2 separate regions of the Homo sapiens genome follow, and region 2 is linked to region 1. The links are chromatin loops, found by intact Hi-C in ENCODE. Cell type or tissue: GM12878. All regions are shown on one strand.

Region 1 (4,000 bases):
TGCGCTTCTCATTACAGAGCCGGCCTGTAATTAGACTGTCGCTTGGCTTTGGAGAATGTGCCTGTCAGCACCCCTGGCTCTTCTGCCTCTGCAGAGGCCCCTTTATTTGCTGGCGAGACCTCATCTCCGTGCACAGAGCCATCCTTGGAAATGAGGTGATGTCTGTTCTTCCTGTGACCCTCTTTCACTTGGGGTCAGCTGAGACAAGACCTGCAGGACATGGATGGATGGAGAGGCAGGTGACAGAACACAGACTTAGTCCCGGCAGGGAGGGCAAGGAAGGGATCCAGAAAGAGAACTCTGCAGCGTCTTCTGCTAGGCTGCCAGGCCACTGCACTGCAGATTCTGAAACAAGTTAGGTCTTCTTGGGGTTTCCTGACATAACTGTCCTCACCCTGACATCTCAGCCTGAGAGGGAGGAGTGAAGGATACAAGTGTCAGGCAGACCTGGCCTGAATCCTGGCTTTGCCTCTTACTAGCTGTGTGACCTTTGACAAGTGACTTCCCTGTTCTGGGCCTCAAATTCTCTACCTGTAAAAATGGCGCAAATGACACTTCAGAAGCTTGTTATGATGATTAAGTAGATGCAAAACACTTGGATACACTAATCACTCCAAATAATACATGATAGCTGTTATCTTCTTTTTTTTTTTTTTTTTGAGACGGAGTCTCGTTCTGTCGCCCAGGTGGGAGTGCTGTGGTGCGATCTCCGCTCACTGCAAGCTCCGCCTTCCGGGTTCACGCCATTCTCCTGCCTCAGCCTCCCGAGTAGCTGGGACTACAGGCGCCCGCCACTGCGCCCAGCTAATTTTTTGTATTTTTAGTAGAGACGGGGTTTCACCGTGGTCTCGATCTCCTGACCTCATGATCCGCCCGCCTCGGCCTCCCAAAGTGTTGGGATTACAGGCGTGAGCCACCGCGCCCAGCCCAGCTGTTACCTTCTTTAGCCGGGTTCCATCCTGTTTCCTTTCCAGCATTTGGCTGTGCTTTTGCCCATGCAGGTCCCTCTACCCAGAATATCAATATCCTGAATGATTTGTTTAGCAAACTCCTATTGATTCTCCAAGACCCAGCTCAAATGTCCCTTCCTCTGTGAAGCCTTCCCTGACTACCCGAGCAGCTGGTTACTTTGTCATCTGTACTCCAACATAATTTGCTTTTGCTTTTGATGCAATCCAGTCATTGCATGGTAACTATTGTAACTGTTCCCACTGCCCTCCGCCCTGCCCCCACACCCTGCACCGGCAATCCTTGATGTACCCTGAGCCCTTGGCTAGGCTGTGAGATCATGAAAGATAAGGCCTCTACTTGTTCTTCCTGGTAATTCACAGCGTGGATGTTTTGTGATTCTTGAGTTGAATGAATATATGACTGCTGGAAACAAATAAATGGACAAATGGATGATTATAGGGAACATTAAACACTGATATAAGAAAAGCACAGGTCCAAGGAAACTGTGCCCTTTTCCCCACATATTGCTTTATTCAAGCCCAGGCTGGGTTAAACGTTCAGGAATAAGGAAGGCTATATTCTGCCTAGAGAGAGACCACCTAGGATGGAGGATCATGGAAAGAAACTGGAGACAAAAAAGGAGGAATTCTAGACCCATCTGTCCCCCGGACCTGCTGAGCGACCTCAGGCCAGTCTCTTAGCCTCTCTCTGCTGCAGCACAGAAGGCTTCAGAAAGCCCCCACCCCTGGGGCTGGGGGAAGAAACCCACGGTCTGAAGAATGTAGAGGCCAAGCTAAGGTCAGTCACGGCTGACGCCCTTTCAGGAAGGCCCCACTCCTTGACCCATGACGGCAGAGACTGGTGACACCTGCCAGCCCCACCCTGGAGAAGGAAGGGCCTCAACCACAGTCACGGCTATGAGCTGGAATGTTTCCAAGAGAGGCCCCTGCGGAAGGAGCCAGGCACTGGCTGCTGGAGTGAGCATCAGTTGTAGATACAGGGTGTGCAGGTCTGGACCTGACCACACCCCAGCATCACAGAGGCCACTTGCTCCCAGTCCAAAGAGGCCTTCTATCACCTCCTAGCACACTCCAATTCTTCTGAACCGTGCAGGCTTTGTGCTCGCTTCTCCCCTGGGCTGGCCCTTTCTCCTCATTCTGGCCACATTGTAAGTCATCTCCTTAGGGACCTCCTTTAACCACCCCACCTAAATTGCCTCTCTCATTCCTGGTCTCTCTTCAGTCACTCTCTACTTCTCCGCCTGATTTTATTGACCTCCCAGCACTCACCCCACCCTGAACCATCTCATCTTCTTCTGTGTTTACTGCCTGACTCTCCTTTATACCCTCAGTTGTGAGTCAATGACCCGGTCTCTCTTAGTTAGGTTTATCCCCAAGTCTTAGCACAGAGCCTAGTACAGAGTGGGCCACAGGGGTTGAGTGAATGTTTGTTAAGTGAATGAGTGAGCTATGAATAAGTAAGTGGATGGATGGATGGATGGACGGATGGATGGATGAGTGGGCCAAACTCTCTGAACCTAAGTGGGAACAGGCCTCTGTGTGTGGTACCAGGCCAATAGGCTATGGGTTTTCTCACGTGCATCTCGACAGCTGGGTCTTGTGCTGAGACCTTGGAGCCCCTCCATGGGCTCTGGAGGGTCCAATTTTTGGCTGTACCCTCAGTTGCCAGCACAGGGCCAGAGTCGATGTCCAGAAACTGGGCATGCCTATGTCCAGTGAATGGACAGGGTCAAATTCCTGTAGCAGGAGCCATTGGGAAGTAGTTAAGAGCATGGCTCGGGAGTCAGGAGTTGATGACCTGGGTTCAAATCTCAGCTGTGACACTTTCTCACTCAGTAGACAGAGCACTTTTCTTACCCTCTCTGGGCCCCAATTTCCTTAGTACCAAACAGACTATATCGGTAGCTACCCCATGGGGATATTGTGAAGAGGGAGTGAGACAATGCATAGAAAGTGCTGGCACTCCATAAGGACTCAACACTAACATCAGAGCCCATGGCTCCAGCACCTGCTGAGGGTGCTGGCCCACCACAGCGGGCACCTGGTAGGTGCTTGTTAAGTGAGCAATGAACTCACATGAAAAGCGATGCCACCTTCAACCTCCCTCTCAGGCCATCCAGTGTCTTCTTCAGTTGAGACCCCTCCAACACCTCCCTTTACTGCTCCTGCATTGCCACCCTACGCTGAGCTATAGCTACATCCCGTCATGGTGTGCTGGAGAGAAGGGTGGGACCACTTTGATTTGGTTTTCTTGGTCAGATAGTTCATTTGGCAAGCATGGTCCTGTTGCCTACTCTGTGAGCAGTGTGAAGCTGAAATAAGGAACAGAATCCCAAAACATCAGGGATCATCATAGACTCTCCCAGTTGGGAGGAGACATTCAGGCTTTTCTCCTTCAAGAACGGGGAAACTGAGGCCTCCCTTGGGAAGCAGACTTGCAAGTTGATGGCAAAACTGGGACTCACTCCTTGATGCTTTGGCTTCCAGAGCTGCAGCCCTAAAGGGAGTGCTGCCCTCAGAAAGGAATCCTTTTTGTGTCCGGAGAAAAAGTCAGGTCATACTTGGAGAGTTTTAATTTGTTTAAAAGGGCTATGACTGGCCGGGCATGCTGGCTCACGCCTGTAATCCCAGCACTTTGGGAGGCCGAGGTGGGCGGATCACGAGGTCAAGAGATCGAGACCATCCTGGCCAACCTGGTGAAATTCCGTCTCTACTAAAACTACAAAACACAAACACACACACACACACATTAGCTGCATGCGCCTGTAGTCCCAGCTACTTGGGAGGCTGAGGCAGGAGAATCACTTGAACCCAGGAGGCGGAGGTTCAGTGAGCCGAGATTGCGCCACTGCACTCCATCTTGGTGACAGAGCAAGACTCTGTCTCAAAAAAAAAAAATGCTACAACCACCTCCCAGACAATCTTAAAAATGAAAACAAACAGAAACAAAAGCAAAAAGTCTCTGATTGGCATAAACAACAAAGAAGTGGTAAGCTGGGGACTGGCCGAGTCTGGTGTCCCCTCTCCTT
Region 2 (4,000 bases), 50 kb before region 1:
GGTCCGTGGCTTCATTCTTGAAGTCAGTGAGACCACCAACCCACCGGCAGGAGCCAACTCTGGACACGATATGTCCATATTCTATATTGTGTACAGCATTGTAAATGTAAACTGTACATCGGGATCTCCCCATCTTCTCCTTTGAGCTTTTCCAAATAGTTTGCTCACAGAATGTGGAATTTACTGATGGTCTCATGGGGAAGCAAGAAGAGAAGCTCTTATAGCACAGTAAGTTGCTTAAAGATTACCGTTAGCCAGCCGGGCGTGGTGGCTCACGCCTGTAATCCCAACACTTTGGGAGGCCGAGGCAGGCGGATCACGAGGTCAGGAGATCGAGACCATCCTGGCTAACATGGTGAAACCCCGTCTCTACTAAAAACAAAAAATTAGCCGGGCACGGTGGTGGGCGCCTGTAGTCCCAGCTACTCAGGAGGTTGAACCAGGAGAATGGCGTGAACCCGGGAGGCGGAGCTTGCAGTGAGCTGAGTTCGCACCACTGCACTCCAGCCTGGACAACAGAGCGAGACTCCGTCTCAAAAAAAAAAAAAAAAAAAAAACCTTACCGTTAGCCATGCTGCTGATTCTCATTTCTCCTTTCCACTGAGCAGTCCTGGGCATGGCATCACGCAACCTTGGTGTCTCCTCTCTCCCTCCCTCTGTAGAACAATTACATTCTGCCCCAGACTGGCACACCCCCAGGCTTCTTGTTGCTCGGTTCTGTGCTTAACCAAGCACCATCTTCTCAAAAGAACATCCAAATCTCTGCCCTCTGGGAGGCCTCCTCCACCCCAGTCAAGTGGTTCGTGAAGGGGGACTCCTTCAAACACAGTTTTCTAAAGACGGGTCTTGGCCGTGCAATCCCCACCATCATTAGGAACCAACACTTCCAGACGTTAAGGGCTGAATTGTATCTCCCCCAGATTCACATGTTCAAGACCCAACCCCTAGTGTCTCAGAATGGGACTGTGTTTGGAGACAGGGACTTTATCGAGGTGATTAAGGTAAAATGGGGTCATATGGGTGAGCCCTAATGAGCAATATAACTGATGTCTTTTTTTTTTTTTTTTGAGACAGGGTCGCACTCTGTCACCCAGGCTGGAGTGCAGTGGCGGTAATCATGGCTGACTGCAGCCTCCACTTCCCAGGCTCAAGTAATCCTCCCACCTCAGCCTCTGGAGTAGCTGGGACTACAGGTGCATGCCACCACACCCGGCTACTTTTTATTTTTTATTTTTTATAGGGATGAGGTCTCTCTATGTTGCCCATGCTGGTCTTGAACTGCTGGGCTCAAGCAATTATCCCACCTTGGCCTCTCAACATGTTGTGATTATAGGCGTGAGCCACGACACCCAGTCGTGAGTGATGTCTTTATAAGAAGAGGAGATGGGACACAGACACGCACAGAAGGAAGAGCACATAAAGACACCGGAAGAAGACAGCCATCTATCTACAAGCCAAAGCGAAGCCTCAGGAGAAACCAACACTGCGGATACCTTGATATTACATTTGGAATAAAATGTATTGGGATAAAAACCCCAATACATTTCTGTTGTTTAAGCCACCCAGTCTAGGGCGCTTTGTTATGGCAAAGCACTCAGGCAAGCCAATATGCCACGTCTCTGCTGCTCTGCTAGGTCTCGGTGACTCTCTCTGACATACAGCATGTGCTCGGTGATACACCAGAAGAATAGAAATCACACTTAGAATCCAGCTCCTTCCTGGTCTGGCCCATTACAGGCCTTTCCAACTTCACATGCCACTCCCCCGTCACTGGCCACTGTTCCATGGGAAAATACACCCAGCTTGTTCCTACTACTGACCCTGTACTTGCCGAGCCCTCTGCATGGGTCTGTTTTTTTCCTGCCTTGGTCTTGCTTGTTACTGAGGTTTGGCAGAAACACCAGCTCCTCAGAGAGGACTTTTGGGCACCCAGTCCCCAAAACTCATTTCCCGTCACATCACTGCATGTGTTCATGGTGTGTAACTCCATCTTTCCTTGCTCACTTATTCATTTACCCAATTAGTTCATCTATCCACATCAGATGTGTGAGTTTTGTGAGAGCAGAAATCGTGTCAGTTGGATGTTTTCTGTTGCTGCTGTAACAAAGTAATGCAAATTTTGTGGCTTGAAACAATACATACATATATATATATATATACACACATAATTTTTTTTTTTGAAGTGGAGTTTCACTCCTGTTGCTCAGGCTGGAGTGCAATGGCGAAATCTCAGCTCACTGCAAGCTCTCTACCTCCTGGGTTCAAGCGATTCTCCTACCTCAGCCTCTTGAGTAGCTGGGATTACAGGCATGCCCCATCATGCCTGGCTAATTGTATTTTTAGTAGAGACGGGGTTTCTCTATGTTGGTCAGTCTGGTCTCAAACTCCCGACCTAAGGTGATCCACCTGCCTCAGCCTCCCAAAGTGCTGGGATTACAGGCATGCGCCACCGCGCCCCCAGCCAAAACAATACAGATATATTATCTTATAGTTGTGTAGGTTGGAAGTGCAACACAGGTGTAAGTTGCATTCCTTTCTGGAAGCTTCTAGGGAAGAATCTTTTTTTTTTTTTCTTTTTTCAGCTTCTAGAGGCTGCCTACATTTCTTGGCTCGTGGCTTTTTGCTCCGTCCTCCAAGCCATTGCATCTCTCTCTGACCATAGCCGGGAAAGTTTCTTTGCCTTCATCCCCACATGATTACATTGGACCCACTTGCATAATCCAGAATAATCTCCCTATTCCAAGGTCCTTAGCCTTAATCGCATCTCACAATCCCTTTTGCCATGTAAGATTACATATTCACTAATTCCAGGGATTAAGACATGGACATCTTTGGGGCGCATTATTCTGACCACCATATCTGTTTTTTCCCTTTATATGTCTAGTGTGGAGAACAGACCAGGAAATTAGTAGGTATTCATTGACTTTGCTGGGTAAATGAAAAGTTACCATTTATTGTGCAGATATGAGGCGCTGGGCAGATGCAAGGTGCTCTATGTGTGTTTTCTCATTTGCTCTTTACCATAACCCTCGGGGGTAGAGTTTACCCCCATTTTACAGCCCCATTTACTAAGGCTCACAGAGGTGACATGACTTACCCAGGGCCATCCAGCTAGTAAGTAGGAGAGCTGGGATTTGAACTTTTACCTTTCTGCCTCCAAAACCCAAAGTCTATATGCCCCTCTTTCGCAGCTCAGGGAGGATGTCTCGAGCCCGGGCGTGTTGTACCCACAGGTATCTTACTTACATCTGCTCACTGTGCCATGTCAGCACCGCCTGTTCCAAAGGCAGATTCAATGTTGCTTAGGCCGGCCAGGCACGGTGGCTCACACCTGTAATCCCAGCACTTTGGGAGGCCGAGGTGGGTGGATCACTTGAGGTCAGGAATTTGAGACCAGCCTGGCCAACATGGTGAAACCCTGTCTCCACTAAAAATACAAAAATTAGCCAGGCGTGGTGGCACATGCCTGCAATCCCAGCTACTCTGGAGGCTGAGGCAGGACAATCTCTTGAACCCGGGATGCAGAGGTTGCAGTGAGCCGAGATTGCACCATTGCACTCCAGCCTGGGCAGTAAGAGCAAAACTCCATCTCATAAAAAATAAAAATTAAAAAAAAGATTGCTTAAGGCCTGTCTGCCTCTCTTTCAAAGGGGAAATCCCTCAGCTTCTTTAAATAAATTCAATCCTGCCAACTAGAGATGAGGGTTGATTAGATGAGATTGGGGGAAGAAGCCCTCCTTCTCAATGAGTGGTCCAGAAACCAGCAGCATGGGCACCCCATGGGAGTGGTCAGAAATGCCGACACCGAGGGCCCTGAACTGCTGAGTCAGGCTCTTCTAATGATCCCTAAGTGGTCTGCACACACATCATGCCTTGGAGAAGCCCTGCTGTGAGGCACCCACGCAGATCCAGACACTCACTGACCATGGTGGGAGGTGGCACCTATTTTATTTTTATGATGAGAGGGAACCTCAAACTCTACTGTGATGTAAGTGGTCTC

The links. Hi-C counts contacts between places; a loop is a spot of excess contacts. Peaks named below come from ENCODE experiments on the same cell type or tissue, not always from the same donor. Only the 100,000 strongest peaks of a DNase experiment are listed, where the experiment ranks them.
Region 2: it touches region 1 in a loop (2.3-fold over the local background); 3 of 110 quality-filtered maps call a loop at or near these places.

The regions. Positions count from the first base shown.
Region 1 is chr5:173,735,389-173,739,388 of GRCh38, forward strand. All of the region lies in intron 1 of LINC01484 (long intergenic non-protein coding RNA 1484), which reads right to left. Among named protein-coding and RNA genes, the nearest start is that of LINC01484, 8.8 kb to the right of the region's middle. RefSeq lists an enhancer at 1,748-1,907. In GM12878, no CTCF peak of the experiment used is centred here; a DNase peak (open chromatin) is centred at 1,853; H3K4me3 peaks cover 533 bases; H3K27ac peaks cover 2,092 bases.
Region 2 is chr5:173,685,045-173,689,044 of GRCh38, forward strand. No RefSeq gene overlaps it. Among named protein-coding and RNA genes, the nearest start is that of LINC01942, 2.4 kb to the right of the region's middle. In GM12878, no CTCF peak of the experiment used is centred here; a DNase peak (open chromatin) is centred at 2,087; H3K27ac peaks cover 604 bases.